3 separate regions of the Homo sapiens genome follow, and all the other regions are linked to region 3. The links are chromatin loops, found by intact Hi-C in ENCODE. Cell type or tissue: B cell. All regions are shown on one strand.

The links. Hi-C counts contacts between places; a loop is a spot of excess contacts. Peaks named below come from ENCODE experiments on the same cell type or tissue, not always from the same donor. Only the 100,000 strongest peaks of a DNase experiment are listed, where the experiment ranks them.
Region 1: a loop joins it to region 3, with 14 times the contacts of the local background. A loop is called at or near these places in 24 of 110 quality-filtered maps.
Region 2: it touches region 3 in a loop (6-fold over the local background); 4 of 110 quality-filtered maps call a loop at or near these places.

What each region holds. Positions count from the first base shown.
Region 1 is chr3:197,596,508-197,601,507 of GRCh38, reverse strand. No RefSeq gene overlaps it. Among named protein-coding and RNA genes, the nearest start is that of BDH1, 43 kb to the right of the region's middle. In B cell, CTCF peaks have their summits at 2,078 and 2,279 (motif pointing left); a DNase peak (open chromatin) is centred at 2,297.
Region 2 is chr3:197,746,876-197,751,875 of GRCh38, reverse strand. It overlaps FYTTD1 (forty-two-three domain containing 1), which reads right to left and starts at 1,993. Exons shown (of 9, transcript NM_032288.7): 1 at 1,802-1,993. The coding sequence starts at 1,904. It also overlaps a transcript of RUBCN not described here. RefSeq lists silencers at 1,487-1,756, 1,857-2,196 and an enhancer at 4,928-5,000. In B cell, a CTCF peak has its summit at 2,139; DNase peaks (open chromatin) are centred at 435, 1,255 and 2,055; H3K4me3 peaks cover 2,907 bases; H3K27ac peaks cover 2,875 bases.
Region 3 is chr3:197,672,438-197,677,437 of GRCh38, reverse strand. It overlaps RUBCN (rubicon autophagy regulator), which reads left to right. Exons shown (of 20, transcript NM_014687.4): 18 at 400-553; 19 at 1,923-2,016; 20 at 2,242-5,000. The coding sequence ends at 2,420. It overlaps MIR922 (microRNA 922), which reads left to right and starts at 2,862; the gene lies at 2,862-2,942. In B cell, no CTCF peak of the experiment used is centred here; DNase peaks (open chromatin) are centred at 2,497 and 3,299; H3K27ac peaks cover 1,918 bases.

The DNA.
Region 1 (5,000 bases), 76 kb after region 3:
AGTTATTTAAAAAAAAAACAAACAGATGCCTTTTAAGGGTTATTATGTTTCAAAATGTCAACTTGTTAGAGCTAAGGATCCTCCCTGTGTTCCAGAAAAACACGCTTCTCCCAAGAGAGGTGGCCTTGGCTTAATTCCATTCAGCAGTGAGGTTAATTTGGACAATTTGATGGATGAGTAGTTACTAAGCACCCACCGTACCCCGTGAGTCCAGGTTTGTGGGCAATGCTAGGATGAATCAGCCATGGCGCCTGTCCGTGAGAGGCTCTCCTCTAGCTGAAGAGAGAGTGACTTTAGTTCTGTGATGGCACAGACCTAGTACCATAGTGTCTGGATGACTCAGCTCCCGATGACGCTCGGCTTGAAGGGTCTGTTGAGGGAGGACCTCCAGATCACTTTGCATCTGGGAAATGGGTTAGTTACCCTATTTCCTCCCAGTGGGAAGAGGAGGGGCTGCACTCTGCCAGGTACCCTGGGCTTCATGTGGGAGCAACTGCTATCTCTTCCCCTGCTGACGACACAAAGGGCTGTGCTTCGCTTTGGACATGTCGCGCGCTCGTGTGTAACCAGCTGGCTGAGACCCACCATCGGGCCTGGAGGAAGAAAAGCGCAGGGTGCTGCAGGGGAGCAGTTGGCGTCTTTTCTCCACTCCACAGGCCAGGGTCGGAGGGCTCATGGTGGGTGATAGTGCAACCTGCCTCGGCATCTGAGGGATCGCACATGGGGCTCAGAGGCAATGCTCACTTCTCCTGGTTGTTGTTTTTTGTTTGTTTTGACACCCTTGCCTCATTTAAAACTTTTCAGGTGGGGCACGCTGGCTCATACCTGTAACCCCAGCACTTTGGGAGGACAAGGCTGGCAGATTGCTTGAGCTCAGGAGTTCGAGACCAGCCTGGGCAACATGGCAAAACCATATCCTACAAAAATACAAAAATTAGCTGTGGCACACTCCTGTGGTCCCAGCTACTCCCGGGAGGCGGAGGCTGCAGTAAGCCAAGATCACACCACTGTACTCCAGCCTGGGCGACAGGGAAACCCTGTCTCAGAACAACAACAACAAAACTTTTCAGCTCAGGCAGTTTTCTTTTCAACCCCTGCATTTTTTGTTTGTTTGTTTGTTTTTTGCGGAGGAAGGCAAGTATTGTTCCTGTACAAAACAGGCTGCCGGGTGCCGTATGGGAGCGCCGCCTCCAGGTGAGCCATCCTGGGTTCCAGTCCAGCCTCTATTCACTTCAGGTGGGTGTTTTACCTCTAAACCTCAGCATTGCCATCTGCACATAGAACCAGCCTTTCTGGTTTCCAGCTGAAAATAGGTTATGACTAGAAAAGTAAAGAATGTTGAATTGGGCCGGGCGCGGTGGCTCACGCCTGTAATCCCAGCACTTTGGGAGGCCAAGGCGGGCAGATCACCTTAGGTCAGAAGATCCAGACCATCCTAGCTAACACGGTGAAACCCCGTCTCTACTAAAAATACAAAAAATTAGCCGGGCCTGGTGGCGGGCGCCTGTGATCCCAGTTACTCAGGAGGCTGAGGCAGGAGAATGACGTGAACACGGGAGGTGGAGCTTGCAGTGAGCCGAGATCGCACCACCGCACTCCAGCCTGGGAGACAGAGCGAGACTCCGTCTCAAAAAAAAACAAAAAAAAATAGTGTAGAATTGCCTTTTGGAAGTACCCTCCCTTCCTTTTTACACAGACAGCCGGGGCTTGGTGAGGAAAGCTTGCCCAGGAACCCAAGGGAGCGAGAACAACAGACAAGCCAGGCAGCCCCGGCTACGATGGCTCTTACCGGGCACCTGAGCCTTCTTTAGACAGGGTCTCTATTTGCAGAGAATGAGCGGCCAATTACGAATGAATGTGCTTGCCTCTGCATGCATAGCCCCTCACAGTTTACACACACATTAGTCACTCTGCAGGCTGCACAGGCTTCTGTCGCTCCCAGATGTTCATCGCTCCTGGAAACGATTCGGTCTTTCCCAGCCCAGCGCCAGGCAGCTCCTCAGATCCCAAGGCACTTGGCTTCCCCTGGAGCACAGCGTTCTCTCCACGGGGATGGCTGGGCAGGAGAAAGGACTCTGAAGATGGGCCTGTCCCTGCCTCCAGCCCAGCTCTGCTTCCCCTCAGCAACCTTGGGCCTCCGTTGGGGCTGGGTGGGCTCAGCCTCCTCCTCTGCCTTAGAGCAGTGCCTTCCCACGTGGGGCGAGGTCCCCCCGGAGTTGTCATCTGTGATCAGGGCATTTTAAGCAGAAGCTGGAGCTCTCCCTTTGGTGGACTCTTGTCCGATGCTGGAGAAGGGCGACCTCTAGTGTTGGTTCATAGAAGCGGCATAGCGGCTTCTTCCTGCCTCTGAGCCCTGCTGGGACCTGTCTGCAGAGGAGAGGGTCCCGCAGCTAAACTGGCTGTGCCAGGAGAAAGGTGGGGAGGTCAGTACTGTCCTCGGCATGGGGAAAAGCATAGCAGGATGTGAGCAGGCAAACGCTGGGGTGGCATGCTCTGTGAGGGAGCCGACTGCATGGTGACTGACTTTCAGGGTCTCATCATCTTCATCAGCACCACCCCATTTTTTTGAGATGGACAATCACATTTGTTCCAGTCTTCAGTAAAGTGCCTTACAATTCCGGATTAAAGTCCCCCTGACCTTCCCTTCTAAACAGATTTGCCCAACCTAAGCCCCTCCTATAAAGAATTGAACAGCTGGTCGGGCGCGGTGGCTCAGGCCTGTAATCCCAGCACTTTGGGAGGCCAAGGCGGTGGATCATGAGGTCAGGCGTTCAAGACCAGCCTGGCCAACATGGTGAAATCCCATCTGTACTAAATATACAAAGATTAACTGGGTGTGGTAGCTCGCTCCTGTAGTCCCAGCTGCTCAGGAGGCTGAGGCACGAGAATCGCTTGAACCTGGGAGGCGGAGGCTGCAGTAAGCCGAGATCGTGCTATTGCACTCCAGCCTGGGAGAGAGAGTGAGGCTCTGAGCTGCGACTGGCCACAAGACACGATGTCCACAGTACTGAGGAGGCACAGGCTTTGGGAAATAAAGTGGGATAGGGCTGCATGATGGGAGAGGGCTCACCCATTCCCTTCCCACACCCACAAATACGTTCAGAACCTTTGTTGTTGTTTCCTGTGGCTTATCATCTATCTCTACTCTGTGTTATTCTGCTGAGTTTGATGAGACCCAGAACTGCTGCACCAACCAGGTCTAATCGACCGCTATTTGTATATAATTTTTGGCAAACCTGTTTCCAACTACAGGTAGGGTGCCTACCCATCTCGGTTTGCCTGGGACAGTCCTGGCTTATATCTATCACCTGGCACATTTATGAATAGTTTTCTCCCTCTGAAAAGACTCCCATTTCGATGATAAATTACACAATCCCCCTATTCACAGATAGTCTCCCTAAGAAAACTTAGGCATTAGGATTTAGAAGATATGGGAGATAATGCCAGGACTTTGAGATTTAAATGGTTATTATAATCTTGGCATAATTAGCTCCAAGCTTCCTGGCAGTTAAACAAAAGAAAAACATGAAGTGTTAGAAAGTTGATTCTGCCTTATAAAATGACGCATATTACATCTTCTGGAGGGACATATTTATCAGGCACTAACTTTCAGGAGGATTTTTTCATGTAAACTGTTATATAAGGAACACTAAGTAACATAAGGGACTAGGTCCTCCGTGGGGTTTTTGCAGAAGCTTTTATGTGGCCATCTTCTTTATCTTGATGCTCAAAAATGACTGTGCTTTTCCAATTCTCTTTCTCTGTGAAAAGTGGGGAGGCAATAAAAATGATTTCACAGGGATTAACTGAGCTCTTATGGCTCAAAGGCCAAATAAACGATAAACATCAAAACATTATCATTTTCATGCATACCATCTTGTCCAAACCTCTTCCTTTAGTGATAAGAAAGCCAAGGTTCAGAGAGGGAGGAGTGACATGGTTAATCAGTGGCAAAACTGACTGGCCTTAAGAGTCCTGTTTCATTCCGAATGCTAACACAACTTCAAATTGCTGTCACCAAGACACTGTTGAAATTCCGTCAGGCCACCAGTGTGGGGTGGGAAGAGGATACAGAAAAAAAATCCAGAAGCCTGAGTTTTGAACCATAGTGGGCATGGTGGCCCAGATGCAGAGGCTAGAAATTGTTTCCAGTCATCGTCATTAAAAAAAAGTTATTAACGCCAGGCATGGTGCCTCACGCCTGTAATCCCAGCACTTTGGGAGGCCGAGGCAGGCGGATCACCTGAGGTCAGGAGTTTGAGACCAGCGTGGCCAACATGGTGAAACCCCGTCTCTACTACAATTACAAAAAATTAGCTGGGTGTGGTGGCGGGCACCTGTAATCCCAGCTACTTGGGAGGCTGAGGCAGGAGAATCGCTTGAACCCGGGAGGCAGAAGTTGCAGTGAGCGAAGATTGTGCCACTGCACTCCAGCCTAGGCAACAAGAGTGCAACTCCTTCCCAAAAAATAAATAAATAAATAAAATAAATGTTATTAACATGTTTTAGCAAAATAAAATCTTGTGGTGTTTGCTTGGTTGAAAGAATAAGGTATATATATATTTGCAAGTTAAAAAAAGGCAAAGAAAAAAAGGAAAGAAAGAAAAGAAAAGAAGAGGCTGTTCCCAGTCTGGTTTCACGCAGCCTGAGGGCCTCGTTCCAGCAGTGGATTTTCCAGCATTATCGCACGACCTTCTTTTCTGCTTCTTCTCTCCTGGCCAGTGCGTCTCAAAGTGTGGTTCCCAGACCAGCAGCATCACCAGCACCCAGAAACTTTTTAGATATGCAAATTCTCAGGTCCCACTGCAGACCCACTGAATCAGAAACTGGGAGTGATTTTGTTGCACATGGAGGTTTGAGAACCCCTGTTCCAGGCTGTTCTTAGGGTCCTGCTTGGCTTCAGAGAGAAGAGAAGCAAACTCCTGGCACTTCTCCCTGTTGCGGCCCATCCCCTCACGCCAGCCCCTGCCCCTGCCCCTGCCCCTGCCAGGCTGTCCTTT
Region 2 (5,000 bases), 74 kb before region 3:
TTAATTAATTTAATTTAATGCTTAGTCCAGGACCTGAACTGAGACAATGTGGTTCTGGGTTCCGTGCTCTCCATCGCTAGAATCCTCACAGAGTTATGACGAGGATAAACTGAGTTAACATATAAAATGCTTAGTACAGGACCTGGTAGGTAGTAAGCACTCAATAAATATTCATTATTACATTATTTGTTGGCCTTACCTCAAAAGGTTTCTCTCTCTTTTTTGCGGGGGGGGAGAGCGGGGGGAGACAGGGTCTCGCTCTGCCGCCCAGGCTGGAGTGCAGTGGCGCAATCGGCTCACTGCAACATCCGCCCGCGGGTTCCAGCTATTCTCATGTCTTAGCTGGGATTACAGGCGCGCGGCCACCACGCCCGGCTAATTTTAGTATTTTTAGTAGACATGGGATTTCACCTTGCTGCCCGGGCTGGTCTCGAACTCCTGGGCTCAAGCCATCTGCCTGCCTCCGCCTCCGCCTTCAAAGGGCTGGGATTGCAGGCGTGAGCCACCGCGCCCAGCCCCAGCTTTCTCATTTCTTACAAGCTCACTACTAACCAGCAGCAAGGCAAGACTTGAGGCCAAACCTATTATTTCTGATCATTTGCTTAGTTCACATACTGGATTCTGACTGTGGCAATCGTAGAAATCAATAGTTCCCATCTCACCTGGAACCAAAAACGTTCCAGATAAACCACAACAAAAGACACACAAGACAAATGGGAAGAAATGAAAACCGAAAGAAGGTTTCCAAGACAGTTATCACTCTAAAGACCGTCCTGGGAAAGGGTACGCCTCGGAATCCACTAGTCAGGTACTTTTCAAATATCCGAAAAACTGCCAGCCAAACACCTGGCAGAGCTGACTTACACCCAACGCCATCACTTGAATCCCGACAAAAATATTCGTACTTTTAGCCCACCTAAGCTAACCACAGCGGCTGGTGCCTCGGTAGTGTCAGGGCTGGATTTTAATGGAATCACCAACCTCCCGGTTTTTATATAATCGGCAAGAAACCACGCCACCCTCTCAGATGCGCTCAAGAACCCCACGCTTTACCTGGCTTCTCAGCGAGCCACAGCAATCATCTCTCCTTCAAAGATGTTTGCTTTCTCCCCCATTAGCTAGCTCTGAGGCCTGGAGAGGGAGACTGTGCTTTTCTAGGCAGCGCTCAATACACAACCACATCCCACAGGCGGCCGAGCGCTGCTTCCTTTCTGACAGACGCTCCGGGGCCGCGGCCGGAGGTGGCCCCGAGAGTCGCGCCCGGCAGCCATGGCCGGCGCCGGCCTGGAACGCCCGGCGACCAGGGAAAGCTCCGGAAGCGCTGGTTTAACCGACCGCAGCCCCGGCCGGGCTCTCCAAGACCTTTCTTCAGAGAGAACGGCTCGGTCGGACCATTCCCCTCGCTCCCCGATAACGCCCACCGCGAACGCGCTCCGGGGAAACCGGCAGATCTTTCCTCACAAAGAGCCGGCGAGCGGCGAGCCGTAGCCCCTCCGGGGAGAAGAGACGCCCCCCGCGACCCTGCGAACCTTCGGGCCCGCAGCGCCCCTGCCCCCGCCTCCACAGCCCCTCCTCCGACTGCCGCGGCCGAGGGGACGCCCGGGTCCCTCGCGGTCCAGCCGGGCACCTGGCGTCGAGCCTGCGCTCCCGGCTGTCCTCCGGGCCTCCGCTCGGGTCCGCCCACCAGCGAGAAAACTCCGCCGGCAACTGCTGCCGACCGCCCCTGCCCCCACAAACCGCGCCGCCGGCTTCCACCCGCGCCCTCCCCCGCACTCCAACTCGGTCCAACTCGGCCCCTCACCCAAAGACATATCTATTTTGTCGAGGTTTTCATTGCTGCGGGCCTTCGGCGGCGGCGAAGAAGTCGCCGTGGCTCCCACCAACCGGGTACCAAACCGGTTCATGGCTGGAGACGTCGCGCCGAGAGCGGGCGCGGACAAGGCCGGAGTCGCAGGCCTGCCACCTCCCACTCGCGCACGCAGCCCGCCGCACCGAGGGAGCGCGCACGCGCCGGCGCCGTCCTCGGTCTCCACCCGCGGCTGCGGGCGGGGCGGGGCCACCGACACTCGCGGGCGACCAGAGCGGCCCCGCGCCGTGACTCGCTCCTAGCGGCCCTCGCAGGATCGGACGAGGCATTGCAGCCGCTGTGCTAGGCGCTCGCGAGGACCGCCGTTGTGAGCAGTTCGACTTTCCGCCCAAACTGGGGGATGCTAGACCGCGGGCACCTCTGAATCTTATGCCTTCAGTGATATAATCCTCCGTGTCCTTCGAGTCCCTCCTGCTGCAGACAGGTCCCCTATACTTCGGTACACACGAGCCTTTCGCGCCCACCGCAACGCAGCCTCGGGAGGCAGGACAGACCCCTGCGAGTGTAGATTGCAGCTGCATCCCAGCTCCCCCCTCCCTGGCACGCTCCTCCACCTACAGCTGCGCTGAGCTGCCGCATCTGAACGCAAAGCAAACGCTGCAGTGACGGTTCCTGCGTCACCTTAACTCCAAAGTAAATGCTAACGTTTCCCGTGTCTGTACCTTCTCTCAATCGGCACTCTCAAAACATCTGGCACGGTGTTCACTACCCTAATAAGACCTCAGCTTCCCTCGGGAGGGGTAAGTACCTCTGTTGATGTAGCTGCATTTTCTTCTAATTCATTTGCATTGGGAATGGATAGAAGGGTTCGTTTACTTTTTAATCATCCCTACGGGAAAACAGTTTAATATTTGATGAATTCCTGCATGATAACTTTTTTCCGTTTACAACATACGGTATTTACCTCTCTTCTTACCTCATTCTCCTTCCCTGAAGTAACTGCGTTTATGTGGAAGCGTTTAGGTTATATCACCCTCATACAGCTTAAAACTATCTCGGATATTTACATCTAAGGACAATACCAGATGCATTCTGTCCACCTAGAAATCTCTGTCGCCTTTCTCCTCTCCAATTCATAAAATGCAAAAATTCCTTTAGCATGGAAACCAGCCATCTCAAAACCACAGTAGCCTTTGCTTAATTTAGTCATGTCACAATGTCATGTGGCTTCCAACTTCAACACCAATGACACATTTACTATTTTTTGCTTGGGGATCCCATGTTTTAAAATATTTCTTATGCATGTCACACTTAAAAATTAAAGCCAGCTGTTCCAGCTCCCCTTTCCAGGCCTGAATTTAAAGCAAAGCTTGCAGTGACAATTTTGCGGTCACCTTAACAATAAAAGTAAATGTGAACGTTTCCTGTATATGTAGCATGGATAAAACCAGGAGTCTTCACACAGATTATGTTTCCAGCTGAACTCAAAGAACCATGACTTTTTTGTAAGCCTAGTAGTCTTATCTTGGGGAAATGTATGATTTTTGTTAGGCTTTTGGGAATATTCTAAATAACTTCTTATTCTCAAAGGTTAAGATGTCTCTTTTTTTTTATCATGACAAGGACATAACAATATAGGAAGAGTGAACCACACACCTATCAAGGGGCACAAGAAACTTTAATAGTGGAGGAAAGTTTGGACTCGGAAACTCAAGAACAATATTTGGCATGTCAAGGAGAATATCATGTATGTCCTTAGCATAATGTGCTTGATTTTACTACTCTCTCACCCTGAAGCCCCTTCATTTGTCTGGACTGCTAAAAACTAGAGAAACTGGCTCACGCCTGTCATCCCAGCACTTTGGGAGGCCGAGGCAGGCGGATCACCTGAGGTCAGGAGTTTGAGACCAGCCTGACCAACATGGTGAAACCCCTACTAAAAAATAAAAATAAATAAAAAAATAAAAAAATTAGCCGGGCATGATGGTGGGCACCTGTAATCTCAGCTACTTGGGAGGCTGAGGCAGGAGAATCGCTTGAACCCGGGAGGCGGAGGTTGCAGTGAGCTGAGATCGTGCCATTGCACTCCAGCCTGGGTGACACAGCAAGACTCCATCTCAAATAAAAAAAAAAAAAAAACTACAGAAACTGGGTTGTGGGCCCAGACCTGAGTTTTATTGAGTGATAACTTTTTCACTGACTTTAGTTATTCACTGTATGATTTTGGGAGAGTCTCTGGACCTCATACCCATCTTCAAAACCAGAAAAAGGAGTAAGAATAGTGAGTATGAAAAGTATATTTAAAATCCTCTAAGCACAAGTCATTTTTCTCCACATTCACCTTCTGTCACTAGAAATAACTTCTACCATCTCTGCTCATTTGTGAGAGTAAACTACAGAGAGGATCCTTAGGTTAAGTTCTTAATTTTATGGAAGAAAATTAATGCAATTAGAGTTTGGAGGCATTTTGTACTTCAGGTATTTATAGGACAGATAAAAATCCCAAATGTATAAAATCCTCCCTACCACTAATATAATAAAGATTCTCGACCTGGTGCAGTGGCTCACGCTTGTAATCCCAGCACTTTGGGAGGCCGAGGCAGGTGGATCACTTGAGCCCAGGAGTACGAGACCAGCCTGGGCGACATCGTGAGACCCTGTCTTAAAAAAAAAAAAAAGATTCTCTTTTATCCTGATCTTCTCCCCCAAACCAAAGCCTTATCCCCAGTCTCTATAGTGCAAAAGGCCATGCTGCAGTATTTGATTAAACAGTCCTAGCTGTTGTGTTTCAGACTTTCAGGTTTCCCCAAGGGCTGAGAGTCTTGGGGCCTAGGAGCCATCCCCAGATTCCAGAGGGAAAGGCAAGAAAGCAAGAGTGAAGCATTGTGGGTAATGGCAGGTCTTTTCATACACAAAACAGAAAATAGCAACCCGAGACACACACAGTAAAAATAAAGAGGAAGACAAGCCAAGAAATCGGAACTGGGTCCTGTCCAAGAAGTCCATCAGCCAACCACAAGGGCCAGGGTTAAAAGGTCAACCCTGCAATTTTCTGGGGCAGGAGAGGTAGCTATTCATTTAATCATATATTCATTGAGCATCAGGCACTGTAATAGGCCCTGGGGATTAAAAAAAAAAAAAGTGAGCAAGACGGATGCACACCCTATCTTCACACAGCTTGAAGAGCAAAGAA
Region 3 (5,000 bases):
CTCCGAAAGGGACACATCCCCGCGCTTGGCTCTTGTTATGTAACGAAGGAGAGTAGAGAGATTTTGCAGAACTGTAAAGTGGTAAACAGGAGGCCACAGCAGTAACTGTATCTGTGTCCTTCTCTCTGGAAGGGGATCTGTGGTCATTCCATCCAGGACAGGCCACCTCTCTTCCCAGGCTGGGTCTCACATGGGCCACTCTGCAGGAGCCTATAAATCAGTCACTCCTGCCATCCAGACACCTAATAGCGTGGAACGGCTGCGGCGGCCTGGAACCTTGGGCTGGCTGATGGGTGCCCACCCTCATTACTTTCTGCAGTTTCTGGATAGGGATCCTTCTACTACGATGTGGCACATGCACTGTTCATTCCCTCACCTGCCTCCTGTCACTCCCTGTAGGCTTCTGGATTCCTTTGACACAGTCCCAGGCCACCTGACAGAGGACCTCCACCTGTACTCACTGAATGACCTGACTGCGACCAGGAAGGGGGAGCTGGGGCCCCGGCTTGCTGAGCTCACCAGGGCAGGGGCTACCCATGTGGAGAGATGCATGGTGAGAAAGTCTCACTGTAGCATGCAGCTGAGCCCTTGCTTTTAGGGATACAGGGAGGGGGGTGGACCTGGGGTTCTTGCCACTTAGCTTGAGGAAGTTGAAATGGCCAGTCAGCACTGGGAGAGGAACTGGAAAGGGCTGCTGTTCCTTAGCCTGGAGAGCAGCCAAATCATCCTGATCTAAAGAACCTCGAGTGAGGGGAGGAGCTGGTGCTGGCTGTGGTCCTGGGTAGCTCCGGGCAAGACCGAGTAGACTTTCACTCAAGAAGTGTTGGCCAGGCACGGTGGCTTAGGCCTCTCATCCCAGCAATTTGGGAGGCCGAGGTGGGCGGGTCACCTGAGGTCAGGAGTTCAAGACCAGCCTGACGAACATGATGAAACCCCATCTCTACTAAAATACAGAAATTAGCCGGGCATGATGGCGGGTGCCTGTAATCCCAGCTACTCGGGAGGCTGAGGCAGGAGAATTGCTTGAATCCAGGAGGCGGAGGTTGCAGTGAGCCGAGATCATGCCACTGCACTCCAGCCTGAGCGACAAGAGTGGAAAAAAAAAAGGCAGTTGTCATGATGTGAGAGGAGAGCTCTGGATTGGAATCGAGAGGGAGTCTACCCTCGGCCGTCATTTGTTGTTCTCAGTCATTATGACCAAAATAAATACTTTGTCCCCTCTGAGGCCTCGATTTTCTTGGCTCTAAGATGAAGAGAATAATTTACTTTCTTCTCAGTATTTTTGAGGGTTGATGGGGTAATTTGTATGACAGCGTTTTGTATACTTTATGTATTCCTCAAACGCACGTCGTTATTGTCGTCATCTACTCAACATGTTGAAAATGCAGAAATTACACTTTTAGAACTTCCTGTCTTAGCCTATGCCCAGTTTATGTTCCTGTGACCGTCCCATAATTCGAGCTGGGCACAGGTAGGAAACCCTGTGTGTCTGGGAGGAACTGGAAATCCTTCACTACAACCTGACTCCAGGCTTGGAGCTGTGTTTGAGGAACAGCCTCGTCTCCACATTTTATCTTAATTGCTTGTGGTTCCTATTCTGAAATAAAATCATGACCCAGATGGGACTGTCGGCTTAGGAAGCCCTTTGTGGTGCCATTTCCTCCTTCTCCTCTCTTCATGGAGAGCCGCGCTGGGGGTCGGAGCTTCTCCGGCTGGTGCCTGTCTGATCTTCTGCCTAAAGCTTTGTCTAACGCTGCCCGGCCCTGGTCCTAGTTTAGCTTTCATGCTTCTGAGTCCAGCCCAGGCCTCCTCCCTGTGGGCAGCAGAACCCTGTAGACCACTCCCCTCCTCGGTGTTCACCCTCCCGTGCCAGTTCCTGATGTGCCGCTCCTCATTTTGCCATCTGTGTTTTTCCTCCCCAGCTCTGCCAAGCCAAAGGCTTCATCTGTGAGTTCTGTCAGAATGAGGATGACATCATCTTTCCCTTTGAGCTCCATAAGTGCCGGACCTGTGAAGGTGAGGGCAGGTGCAGGCATCGGGCAAGTGAGCCTGAACACAGGGCTCCTTGATTCCCCAGAGCCACCCCTGTTAGCAAGAGTTCGGTGCCACTCAGCACCTCGCGGGGCCTCCCCAGGGGACACCACGCCTTGGTGGCGAGAAGGGGCTGTGGCAGCAACTGACCTCTAGCTGGAGATAATACAAATTGTTTTCTTCTCTCCCCCACCTTCCCAACCTGAGTAGAGTGTAAAGCGTGTTACCATAAAGCCTGCTTCAAGTCTGGAAGCTGTCCGCGCTGCGAGCGGCTGCAGGCCCGGCGGGAGGCACTGGCCAGGCAGAGCCTGGAGTCTTACCTGTCAGACTACGAGGAGGAGCCCGCGGAAGCGCTGGCCCTGGAAGCCGCCGTCCTGGAGGCCACCTGAAGAAAGCACGTGCAGCCCTCCCTCCGGGCCGGGTCACACCTGTTGCAGAACTGAGCCACTCTTTGAAGGACTCGCCCCACCTGGGGCTTCTTTTTTTTTTTTTTTTTTTAATTATCATCATCTTTTTTTTTTTTTTTACTGACTTGTCTGACGTCTGTGTGCAGTCAGCCGTCGGCAGGTTGATGGGTCCAGAGTCTGTGGTGACAGATAATTTGTAAACACCAGGTGTTTCCATCAGAACTGACATGCGGGTCCTTCAGTGAAGCTTCTAGTGCCTCTGTCAGTGGAAGAGACAGCAAGACCAAGTTCTTCCAGCGTCTGTGGCCTTCTCCTCTAGGTTTCACCTGCATGTCAGGTATCATTTCCAATTTTCCTTTGTTTCAGTTCTGGAGCTTCTGAGCCAGGCCTTTCTCAACCACCTCTCCTGCTGCTGAAACGGGGATGGCGTTTTCCCTCTCCCTGTCCTGGACTGGGGTCAGACTGTGCCCCGAGGAGAAGCAGCAGAGAATAGGACTACGTCATGGGCATTTCGTCCACTTATTTGGGTATTTTGGGGGCCACAGAACAATCCTGACTATCCTAGACTCCTCAGAGACCTCAGAGGCAGCTGTGAATGTCCCTATGTTGCCGGGAGTTCCTGTTTGAAATATTTGAAGCATAGAGGATGCCACAAGCTGACTTTCTTCATCTACCTTGGTGATCTTGAAGCAAAGAACAGAACTGATGCTCAGGCCAGGCTCACCTGTAGCCTTACGCCGCAAGCATACGTGAGGCGCCAGCTCTGTCGCTGAAGGAGCGCTTACTCAGAGGAGCGGTCGGCCCCCTCTTGGTGTTAAGGTCTCTTAGTTAACCTGGCTTTTTGGTGCAGGTGTGATCTTTGAAGCTCAGGCAGGTCCCTGATGCCATCCTAAGGTGAGGACAGGAACCTCACCCACCATCTTCTTAGCGTGTCCCTGATGACTCTGTCCTCTGTTAGATGGTCGTTGTGCTTCTGAGTAAAAGTACAACCCGACTCCGTTCTCTCCCCTTCCTGCAGCAGAGCTGGGTCCTTCCCTGGTGGCCGAGTCTCTCTTGCCTTAGCTTCTTTGGTCAAAGTTGGAGAAAAGCTTCCTGCTATTAGTGCTGTTACAGAACTTGACGGTTTGTGGATGTGAGTGTGAATGTCCCTGTGTTCTTGGGATAACAAGAGCCTTTATGCCAATTATGCACTTAACTCTGTGTAGCCTGGTAATGTTTATCTGTTCATTTGATAATGCTGATTTTAGTGTGCTGCCCCCCTCCCCCCGTTAATGTGTGTTGATGGTGAAGTCCTTTTGATAATGCTGATTTTGGTGTGCTGCCTCCCCCTTCCCCCCCGTTAATGTGTGTGTTGACAGTGAAGTCCTTGGGTGGGGCCATGTGTGTGTTTGTGATGTTCCTTAAGTTGATGCAGCTTCTAACCTCTGTGAAAACACTGGTCAGAGTGGCTTCTCCAAGAGCTGGCAGCTCTGTGAACTAAAGCCTGCATCATTTTTGTTCTGGGATTGAATTCTGCCCATGGGCATGTCTTCTCATAGTTGCTTGCTGGTAGGAAAGAAATGGGCGTGGGTGCTGCCCTGGAAGCTGAGCGGAAAGTTGCCTGTGGTTGGTGGAAGCTGATGAGAGCTTGAGCTGGCGGTAAGAAGGAGTCTCCCAGGGAAGTGGGAGAGGCATTAAGGTGATGGCCAGGGCTGAGGCTCCACCAGCGTGAGAGGGAACATGTGGGAACTGGCCCCTGCCCTTGATTCCTCTGCCTCAAAGTTGGGATCTGAAAGCCATGTAGGGCTAGAAGACCCTGAGGCTGTTCTCCCTTCTGTTCATAGTGAGACTCAAAAAGCCAAGTCCCAGAAGTTCTGAAGGGCTGTGACTAGAAGTGCCCAGGTCCTTCAGGGAGCTTTAAGAATGACCCCACAGAACTCAAGTTTAACTAGGGGTTAGGTCCCAGATTCAGACCCAGGAGTTTATAAAAATGAGCTCTACTTCCAGTTTTGGTTTAAATTACACATCCAGGCCAGGCACAGTGGCTCACACCTGTAATCCCAGCACTTTGGGAGGCCAGTGCGGGCGGATCATGAGGTCAGGAGTTTGAGACCAGCCTGGCCAATGTGGTGAAACCCTGTCTCTTCCAAAAATACAAAAATTAGCTGGGCGTGGTGGCACACGCCTGTAATCCCAGCTACTTGGGAGGCTGAGGCAGGAGAATCGCTTGAACCTGGGAGGCAGAGGTTGCAGTGAGCCGAGATTGCGCCACCGCACTCCAGCCTGGGTGACAGAGTGAGACTCCGTCTCAAAAAACAAAAAGGTGACACATCCAGCTCTTTCTCCAGGTCACTGCGCTGGAGGACAGATGTGCCGTCTTGTCCTGCCTGTTTCACATCAGCATAGGATCAAAGGATGACAATGCTGACAGCTTCTGAAGCCGAACTCAACAGTCTCATAGGCTCCTCACTTGTCACTTATTTTTCCCTAGCTCCCTCAACCGCACCCCATCCCTTTAGATCGTGCGTCTGTTTTAGTGACTCTGACACGATGCCGTCCTCACCTTCCAAATACCCAGTTATT